2 separate regions of the Homo sapiens genome follow, and region 2 is linked to region 1. A link is a contact called in ENCODE Hi-C or POLR2A ChIA-PET data. All regions are on one chromosome and are shown on one strand. Each heading gives the region's core, a stretch centred on a gene start or an enhancer-like site at or near the end of the contact. The rest is flanking DNA. Distances are from core to core; before and after follow the strand shown. Region 1 has its middle 21 kb from the start of APOBEC3H. Region 2 has its middle 40 kb from the start of PDGFB.

Evidence for each region. A loop is a pair of places that touch in the nucleus more often than their neighbours do. ChIA-PET counts read pairs that join two places held with the same protein, here RNA polymerase II (POLR2A). Pooled maps may share reads with other maps.
Region 2: a pooled map shows a loop between it and region 1 (2.2-fold over the local background). The contact joins two enhancer-like sites. A Hi-C loop is called at or near these places in 1 of 50 pooled maps. POLR2A ChIA-PET finds 5 or more read pairs at or near these places in 3 of 52 experiments (B cell, activated CD4-positive, alpha-beta T cell and naive thymus-derived CD8-positive, alpha-beta T cell).

What each region holds. Positions count from the first base shown.
Region 1 is chr22:39,115,630-39,121,049 of GRCh38, forward strand. It overlaps the pseudogene COX5BP7. Among named protein-coding and RNA genes, the nearest start is that of APOBEC3H, 21 kb to the left of the region's middle. RefSeq lists enhancers at 2,112-2,211, 2,222-2,371. Within about 2 kb of position 2,427, at least 7 of the 41 ENCODE cell types and tissues checked have a DNase peak (open chromatin) inside an H3K27ac peak, as active enhancers do.
Region 2 is chr22:39,202,766-39,207,788 of GRCh38, forward strand. No RefSeq gene overlaps it. Among named protein-coding and RNA genes, the nearest start is that of PDGFB, 40 kb to the right of the region's middle. RefSeq lists enhancers at 2,230-3,169, 3,142-3,191. Within about 2 kb of position 2,711, at least 3 of the 41 ENCODE cell types and tissues checked have a DNase peak (open chromatin) inside an H3K27ac peak, as active enhancers do.

The DNA.
Region 1 (5,420 bases), core at 1,177-3,676:
ATAATAATAATAATAGAAGACCGCTTTGCAGGGCTGCTTCTGTTTGCAGGAGCAGCCATCTCAAAATATATCAGAGAAGGATATTTTGATTACCTTTACTAGCCTTTCAGGTCTCAGAAGCAGATAGATGATGATGGATAGATGGATGGATAGATGAATGGATGGATGGATAGATAGATAGGTAGATATGAGGACTAAGCTCTGCTTTTTTTTTTTTTTTAATCTTGCCCAAATTCCTATCTAAGGGGTCTGGGGAGTCATGCCCTATAAACCATAAATTCTCATCAGATGAGTTTTATTTAACCCTCTGTTTCATGACTTACTTTCCAATATGATCGCTGAAGGGGTTCACCTTGCCCACTGCCTAGACAGAGCTGATTTATATCAAGACACAGCAATTGCAATAGAGAAAGAGTAATTCACGCAGAGCAGGCTGTGCAGGAGACTGGAATTTTATTATTACTCAAATCAGTCTCACGGAAAACTTGGGGATCAGAGGTGGTTTTTTGTTTTTTGGTTTTTGGTTTTTTCTAGAAGGAGACTTGCTGTCATCCAGACTGGAGTGTTACCGGTGGTGACAGTCTAGCACCTTTTAAAGGTCTGATAGGAAACATTTGTCATCTCTTGTCTCTAAGGGCAGCCACTATGAGACTTCAAAAGAGACTTGGTCTTCACAGTCTTTTATTTTATTTTATTTTATTTATTTTTGAGACACAGTCTAGTTTTGTCACCCAGGCTAGAGTGCAGTGGACCTCTGCTCACTGCAACCTCCCGCCTCCTGGGTTTGAGAGATTCTCCTGCCTCAGCCTCCCGAGTGGCTGGGATTACAGGCGTGCCACCATGCCTGGCTGATTTTTATATTTTTAGTAGAGATGGGGTTTCGCTGTATTGGTCAGGCTGGTCTCAAACTCCTGACCTCAGGTGATCCATCCGCCTCGGCCTCCCAAAGTGCTAGGATTACAGGTGTGAGCCACTGTGCCCAGCCACAATCTTTTATCTTAACCTCAACATTTTCTTTCTGTTGATCCCAGGTCTTTAGACAAACTAAACCGACTGTCAAGCAGAAAATGTTTAAATTTACCTATAGCCTGGAAGCCCCCTGACTTCGAATTGTCCTGCCTTTCTGGACCAAACCAATATATGTCTCGAATGTATTTGATTGATGTCTCATGCCTTCTTAAATATATATAAAACCAAGTTGCACCCCAGCCACCTTGGGCACATGTTCTCAGGACCTCCTGAAGGCTGTGTCATGGGCCATGCTTACTCATATTTGGCTCAGAATAAATCTATTCAAATATTTTATAGAGTTTGACTCTTTTCGTTGACAGATAGACAGACAGATACTGGCATAGGAATAGACAGGCAAATCTAAGACTTTTAATCTCTCTCTTTTTTTTTTTTTTTTTTTGAGATAGCATCTCACTCTGTCACCCAGGCTAGAGTGCAGTGGCGCGATCTCGGCTCACTGCAACCTCCGCCTCCCGGATTCAAGTGATTCTCCTGCCTCAGCCTCCCGAGTAGCTGGGATTACATGCGCTCGCCACCATGCCCAGCTAATTTTTGTATTTTTAGTAGAAACGGGGTTTCACCATGTTGGCCAGGCTGGTCTAGAACTCCTGACTTGAGGTGATCTACCTGCCTCAGCCTCCCACAGTGCTGGGATTACAGACGTGAGCCATCATGCCCGGCCTTGATCTCTTAATTAAAACATCAATTTGCTGGAATAACAGGATGTATTTTTCTTTTATCATGCAGGACGGAGATGAGTAAAATCTCAGTAATCCTCTTCAGGGTTGACACAGCCCCCTTTTTTAAGTATTTAAGTGCTTAAGGAATATACAAAGATGTTGATTACAACATTATTACCAGGAAATATGGCTATCAATTAGAACCGAAGGCTTCTTCTCAAAGGTTAAGACTATTTTCATATTGAGGTAGTTCAGCAGGGCTGGTTTCACAAGTTACAGATCACAAGGACCCCCTGATAAAACAGGATGCGGTAAAGAGGCCCGGACCAAACCTGCCAAAACCTCTGATCATCCTCACCGCTCATTATATGCTAATTAAAATTAATTCTTGTGCTAAAAGACGCTACCGCTACCACCAGTGACTTGACAGTTTTACAAATGCCATGGCAACATCTATACATTACCCTGTATGGTCCGAAACGGGAAAGAGTCCTCAGTTCGGGGAATCCCCCACCCGCTGCCCAGAAAATTCATGAGTAATTGAATGAATAACTGTTGATAACCTTCAAGTCATGTTCAACAGTAAGCAGGCTTCCAAAGCAATCCACCTTGGGAGCTGTAACCCAGCCTATGCTATAACAACCATAAGATGTTGGTTACTTATTTTCTTCTCTGTTCTTTTCTTCCTCCACATGTGGTCATTGAAGTAGAGGGTGTTCACCAATTCACTAGTAATTGATTAACGTCACATTCTGCCCCCTGGAGGCTGCCTGCAAGATTCATGAACTTGTTTTGCTTCTGAAGAATGAAGATCCTGAGGTCATGCGACCTCCTTGGCGATGTCCAGAAGTTTGATTGACGAAGGGACGCAAACAGCTTTGATCATGGGGGAATCTCACCTCCCGCCCTACCCACCTTACAAAGGAAGGTCAGATTCGAGAGTTTGGGTCTCCCATCCTCAGGCCGTGGCCAAATTGAATAAACCTTTCTCTGCTCCTAAGCGCCCACATGTCAGTGCTTGGCTTACAGCGTGTCAGGTACTCAAACCTACCCTTTGGGGTTCTGCAACAGTCTTTTGACTCGATGGTAACATTGCGTCTCCAACTAAAGAATCTTATCATAAATTTCTCAAATGATTGATGTACTGATCAGTGTGTAACCTGCAGACACTAAATAGGACACTGATTTCTTTTAAGGTGAGCTGAAGTCTGAAGTTCGACTGATTGTCTTGTGTGTAGGCATTCTTATCCTGTATGATGTCATCTGTACCCCATGATGGTGATGGTAACCTCTGTGTTGTACCCTCTAAGGAAAGGAGTCCCCCTCCATTGTTTTTTGTTGTTGTTGTTGTTGTTTTTGAGATATATTTTTGCTCATGACACCCAGGCTGTGGTACTGTGGCACAATCTCGGCTCACCGCAACCTCCACCTCCTGGGTTCAAGCGATTTTCCTGCCTCAGCCTCCCAAGTAGCTGGGATTACAGGCATGCACCACCATGCCTGGCTAATTTTTTTTTTTTTTTTTTTGTATTTTTAGTAGCGACAGGGTTTCACCATGTTGGTCAAGTTGGTCTCAAACTCCTGACCTCAGGTGATCCACCCACCTCGGCCTCCCAAATTGTTGGGATTACAGGCATGAGCCACTGCGCCCAGCTCCCCCTTCCTTCTTTTAAACTTTCCTAAAAAAAACCTTGTGACAGACTCTGAAATACCCCCAACCTTGTTGGTGTGTCTTCCTGGGTCGATCATCACATTTGGCTTCCAATAAACCTTTATCAAATTATTTCTGCCTCAATAGCCTTAATTTCGGTGGACACTCTGGACTGCTTAATAAATGGTGCTGGCACAACTGGCTATCCATCTGGAAGAAAATTGAGTCCTTTTTCATACCATATGCAAAAATAAATTCCAGATGGCTCAGAGCTTCAATGTAAAAAATTAAAATCTTAGAAAAAAATCCAGAAGACATGTACAAAACAGAAATTAGGAAAATCCTTATAATTAAAAGAGAGAATCCAGAGACCTTCAACAAAAATATAGATCTATTTGATTACATAAAATCTAAAATGTCTGTATGGGAAAAGATACAAATAGACAACTAGGCCAGGCATGGTGGCTCACACCTGTAATCCTAACACTTTAGGAAGCCAAGGCAGGCGGATCGCTTGAGGTCAGGAGTTTCAGACCAGCCTGGTCAACATGGTGATACCCCATCTCTACTAAAAATACAAAAATTAGCCAGGTGTGGTGGCGTGTGCCTGTAATCCCAGCTACTCGGGAAGCTGAAGCAGGAGAATCACTTGAACCCGGGAGGCAGAGGTTGCAATGAGCCAAGACTATCCCACTACACTCCAGCTTGGGCAACTCTGTCTCAAAAAAAAAAAAAAAAAATCTGCATGTGACTTTTTTTTTTTTTAAATAGTTAGGGTCTCACTATGTTGGCCAGGCTGGTCTAGAACTCCTGGGCTCAAATAATCCTCCTGCCTCGCCCTCCCAAAGATGTGGGATTACAGGCATAAGCCACCATGCCTGGCCTTTTTTCTTTTCTTTCTTTCTTTCTTTCTTTCTTTTTTTTTTTTTTTGAGAAGGAATTTCACTCTTGTTGCCCAGGTTGAAGTGCAATGGTGCGATCTCTGCTCACCACAACCTCTGCCTCCTGGGTTCAAGCGATTCTCCTGCCTCAGCCTCCTGAGTATCTGGGATTACAGGCATGCGCCACCAAGCCCGGCTAATTTTGTATTTTTAGCAGAGACGGGGTTTCTCCATGTTGGTCAGGCTGGTCTCAAACTCCTGACCTCAGGTGATCCACTCACCTCGCCTTCCCAAAGTGCTGGGATTACAGGCATGAGCCACCGCGCCCGGCCCTTTCTTCTTTTTTTTTTAATGGGAGAAGGAGCCAATGCAATGGCTACTCTTTATTGGAAAGAAGAAACTTTGCAGCACATTTTGGGTAACTTGGTGCAGGTGCTCAGTACGTCAGCTGGCGGGGCACCAGCTTGTAATGGGTTCCATAGCTGGGGCATCACTGGGTCTCGCCTTTGTGCAGCCCAAAGCAGGTGATGGTACTGTTGTCCTCTACGCAGATGCAGCCCACTCTTCTCTTGTTGGTGATGGAGAGGACTAAATTAGGGTCTTCTTTGGTGCCTGAAGCTGCCTTTAGGGGTAGTATATTATATGGGTCCGGTCCCTTCCTTGCAGCCATGATGACCTCCCTCTCCAACGCAGTTGCCTGCTTGTCATCAGTAGTGCGATGCTGTTTGCAGGGTAAATAAATTGGAAATAAAGTGAATTCCCACTGGTGGATGAATGTGTAATTTATGGTACATTCACACCATTGACTAGTATGCAGCCAAAATTTCTACAAGAAATTATTGAGAAAAGGGACAGAATGATGTGTATAATCATGTGTGATGGTTAATACTAAGAGTCAACTTGATGGGATTGAAGGATGTAAAGTACTGATCCTGGGTGTGTCTGTAAGGGTGCTGCCAAAGGAGATTAACATTTGAGTCAGTGGGCTGGGAAAGGCAGACCCACCTTTAATCTGGGTGGGCACCATTTAATCAGCTGCCAGTGAGGCCAGAATATAAAGCAGGCAGAATAACGTGAAAAGTCCAGACTGGCTTAGCCTCTTAGCCTACATCTTTCTCTCATGCTGGATGCTTCCTGCCCTCGAACATCAGACTCCAAGTTCTTCAGCTTTGGGACTTGGACTGGCTTTCTTACTCT
Region 2 (5,023 bases), core at 1,461-3,960, 87 kb after region 1:
CAGCCAGGGAGCCAGGAACCACTGCCATCATCTTGGAGGAAACTCAGAGAATGGGAACTGGAGCCAGACGCCAAAGGCAGGCAAATGTTTGAAATGTTGAAAAGGGGCCGGGCGCAGTGGCTCACTCCCAGCACTTTGGGAGGCCAAGGCGGGCAGATCACCTGTAGTCAGGAGTTTGAGACCACCCTGGCCAACATGGTGAAACCCCGTCTCTACTAAAAATACAAAAATTAGCCAGGCGTTGTAGCAGGCGCCTGTAATCCCAGCTACTAGGAAGGCTGAGGCAGGAGAATCACTTGAACCTGGGAGGCGGAGCTTGCAGTGAGCCGAGATTGCACCATTGCATTCCAGCCTGGGCCACAGAATGAGACTCTGTCTCAAGGAAAGAAAGAGAGAAAGAAAGAGAGAAAGAAAGAGAGAAAGAGAGAGAGAGAGCGGGCGAGAGAGAGAGAGAAGGAAGGAAGGAAGGAAGGAAGGAGAGAAAGAAAGAAAGAAAGGTTGAAAAGGAGGAACTGTTGTTGATAACAGAAAATGTAAACTGGTGAGCCTGACATCAAATCCTGGCCGACTTCCAGGGTGGAGGAGGACACAGATGGCCGGAGAGGACCAGGGTGGGTACCTAAGTCACCAGGAGCCCACATGGTTCTCTAAGAAGCAGTTGTGGTGGCTGAACGTTTGGGTCTCTACAGGGCCACCTGGCTGGGAAACACAGGGAAAAGCCAGGAACCCTGGATGTAAATGTTGCTACGGCATTTGAACATCACTCTTGGACATTCTTGTGCTCAGATAAAAAATCGGGGCTGACCGGCAGCCTAGCTTGCTGGAGGGGAGGTATAGCTGATTGAATACACAGACCAAAATGTGGGGTTGGCTTGAAAACTGTCAGGATGGGCCACGTGTGTTGATCCACGTGGGATTGCACAGACGCACCCTGTGGGTTCTTACTGTAAAACCCCTGCGTCTGGGAAATGCTTTGTCTTCGTGGCACAAACTGTTCCTCTGTTCCTTTTGTCTCCAAGTCCCCTGTTACTCCAGAAGTCCCTTCTCCCAAGCCTTTTCTTTTTTCTTTTCTTTTCTTTTCTTTCTTTCTTTTTTTTGAGACGGAGTCTCGCTCTGTCGCCCAGGCTGGAGTGCAACGGCACAATCTCAACTCACTGCAAACTCCGCCTCCTGTGTAGCTGGGATTACAGGCAACTGCCATCATGCCCAGCTAATTTTTGTATTTTTAGTAGAGGTGGGGTTTCACCATGTTGGTCAGGTTGGTCTCAAACTCCTGACCTGAAGTGATCCACCCGCCTCGGCCTCCCAAAGCGCTGGGATTACAGGCATGAGCCACCGCGCCCAGCCCTCCCAAGCCATTTCTCTGGATCCTGAAGCTAGAGAAGACCTCAGAGAATGGTCTGATGCTGCCCAGAAACCACAAAGGTGGAACATGGTGCATCCCTGTTTTACAGACAAGGGAGGGGACTGATTCTTAGGGAAGGGAAGTGACCTGTCCTATTAGAACCCAGGCGTCAGCTCTCCACCCATCTTCACTTGGTCAAAGTTGGAGGAAAGGGGGCCTTCAGCAGCACCAGGAGGGAATGATAACCAGGCTTCCCTGTCCAGCGCCCTCCCACCATCCCCGCAGCCATGGCCCAGTTGAGATCTTCCATACCTGGGACATGCAGTCAGTCATCACTGATCCAGCCATCTGTGTTGGGAGCCTACTGTGCATCTAGAACAGCCTACTGTTCTAGATGGCGAGGGAAGAGGGACGAACGCAACAGACACAGAGGTCCTTGCCACAGTGCTCCTAGCCCAGCTTGAGCAGCCAGTGCCCCGCCCTGCCTTCCCCTCATCCACGGCCTCTGTGGTCTCCTGGTTGCACACAGAGGGTCCTATTAACCTCCGGAGGCCAGGAGGTCTGTGAGTTTGGGCCTCATATTCAGGAAAGATCTACTTCAACTTTCAAGATTTTGTAGACCCAAACACGGGTCTACAAATGGCCGTTGCATGGTAGTTGTGTCAGAAGTGTTAGTTTGATCAATGTAAACTATTTAGAATGCAGAATGGCTTTGCTACCCCTATTTGATATTTCTTCACGCTTTCAATATAACCAAGCCTTATGCACCTGCTCCAGGTAAGCACCCTGTCCTGGCTGTGACTTAGTGGCCCCCTCGGGTTGGGGCAGCTTCCATGAGCTCATGCATTTTATTTTATTTATTTTTTCATTTTTATTTTTTGAGACTGTCGCCCAGGCTGGAGTGCAGTGGTATGATCTCGGCTCACTGACACGGCCGCCTCCTGGGTTCAAGTGATTTTCCTGCCTCAGCCTCCCGAGTAGCTGGGATTACAGGCACCTGCCACCACACCCGGCTAATTTTTTTCTATTTTTAGTAGAGATGGGGTTTCACCATTTTGGCCAGGCTGGTCTGGAACTCCTGACCTCAGGTCATCCACCCACCTTGGCCTCCCAAAGCGTTGGGATTACAGGCCTGAGCCACTGCGCCCGGCCAGAGCTCATGCATTTTAAAGGTGAGAAAGCCAAGGCATGTCTTCTCCCCCTCCCCCAGCTCAGCCCCCTCACAAAACATGCACAGGTGCACACAAGCATACATGCATGAACATTTGCCTATGCACACATGCTGACCGTGCACACACACATGCACATGCACACTGGACAACTGCACACACTCCCGCCCCAGACCCTGGCTGTGCCCTCCTGTGAGTCACAAGGTGACTCACAGGCACCTCCCTCCTCTCTGATCTTCAGGGTAGGGGAGAGACAGTAAAAGGGAGAGGGAGAAGAGATGTCTCAAAGCCAAACCTAAGAAAGTGACTTTGGGTCCAGCTGGGGCCTGAGGGACAATCAGGGTCAGGGCTGGGGATCCAGGGTGTCCTGCCTGTGCCAGCCCGGAAAACAAGGCACATCAGCACCAAGTCACCAAGGCCCTCCTTCTCTCACAAGCTCCCCTCCCTGTGGGCTCTTTCCCCGCCTGCTGGACCCAGGTTCCAGCTGGAGGGGAGGAAGCCACTAAGATGCAGTGGGGGAAAGTGATGCCCTCACAAACATAATACCACGACACCACACCCCGGGACACCCCCCAGTCACCACCCACAGCCTCCCAGTGGCTTCGTGGGGGATGTGGGTTGTTCAGACTGCAGCCAGCAATCACCAATAACCACCTGGCCCCAACACATCCCTGGCCTAGACACAAAGTCTTCAAATACCCAGGCCTTTTTTTTTTTTTCAGACAGAGTTTCGCTCTTGTTGCCCAGGCTGGAATGCAGTGGCGCGATCTTGGCTAACCGCAACTTCTGCCTCCCTGGTTCAAGCAATTCTCCTGCCTCAGCCTCCCGAGTAGCTGGATTACAGGCATGTGCCACCACACCTAGCTAATTTTGTATTTTTAGTAGAGATGGGGTTTCTCCATGTTGGTCAGGCTGGTCTCGAACTCCCGACCTAAGGTGATCTGCCCACCTCAGTCTCCCAAAGTGTTGGGATTACAGGCATGAGCCACCGCGCCCAACCTACGCTTTTTTTTTTTCAGCTTCAATCACCTGGGCTTGAGTGATCCTCCTGCCTCAGCCTCCCAAGTAGCTAGAATTACAGGAATGTACCACCACGCTCTTTTTTTTTTTTTTTTTTTTTCGGTTGTAGAGATGGGGTTTCTCCATGTTGCTCAGGCTTGTCTCAGACTCCTGGCCTCAAGCAATCCACCAGCCTTGGCCTCCCAAAGTGCTGGGACTGAAGGATGAGCCACTGTGCCCAACCTTCACCTGGTTCTTTACATGCAATCCCTGGGAAGGCTGTGTAGACAGAGTGGGAAGAGTCACTTGGCTTCACAGACGGAAGCCTGGAAGGGGCAAGGCAGGATTTGAAACCCAGGGAGGGGCTGGGGGTTCTGGAGCGCTAGCTTCCAGAGGGTGGAGGCCAGGTCACCGCTGATTTTGGTGGTCATGTTACCTGTACCCCACCCGGGCCATAACCTCCATGGAGTGAGCGGCAGGTGCGCTGGGAGAGCTGGGGGTCTGGGGTCAGGACTGCTGGGGGTGGGGCGACCTGGCCAAGTCAGCACCCCACCCCTGCCTCAGTTTCCCCATTTGAGGAATTTGCCATTGCTGACTCTTCTGAAGCTCTATTATACCAGGACTCAGAAAAGAAAATGAGGGTACCCTGAGGCTGTCTGCAGCTGGGCTGACTGATGGGGGGACCTCTAAGGATGCTTCCCCGCTGTTCCCCTGTTGCTGCCCCCAACTCAGCTGCCAGGGAAAGACGCCCAATATCCCCATTTCCTCAAAGCCCCCTCCTCATGGGAGTCCTCCTCTGGGCTGAACCCTGGACTCCATTCTCCTCTCCTGTCCTGGGGGGCTGGGAGGGAGGTGAATTGGGCCTGACCTGAGCCTCCTGGGGAGATGGGGCTTGGAGAGTAGGGTCAGCCCTGGGTCTAGAAGCTTCTCCCTAGCAGTGCCCAGCTGCTTCCCAGGCCATAGACAGGTGGCCTGGAGCAGGGCTGGGGCAGGCCTCAGGCGGCCCCCACACCCCTGCTTCCGCCTTGAATAGCAGAAACATTCCTACATCTGTCATGGGAAGACGGCCAGCTCCGCCTTCACCCAGGAAACCAAACATTCCCGCTGTGCCCAGCCTTCTTCCCACAAAGTATCAGGGCGTTCGGGGCACCCCACCCCACCCCATGGCCAAGGGGCAGGTGTGTGGGAGAAACCCCCAAGACCTGAGACCTCAGCTTCTGCTGCAGATGCCTGCTCCCTTCCTACACACACACACACACACACACACACACAATACTACCAGCAAAACACAGACATACTCACAGGTGCAAAAGCTCCCAGCCACACCCACAGACAGCTGTACACACACGAACACACACTGGCCACTCACCACAGACCCACAGAGAGGGGGTGCAAACATGCACACACAGTGTTGTTCCCTGCAGCTGAGCTCCCAGAGAACGGAGATCCTGACTCAGTAGTGCTGGTGCACAGTAGGTCTGCAGTGAGTGCCCTTCGGCACCTACCAGCT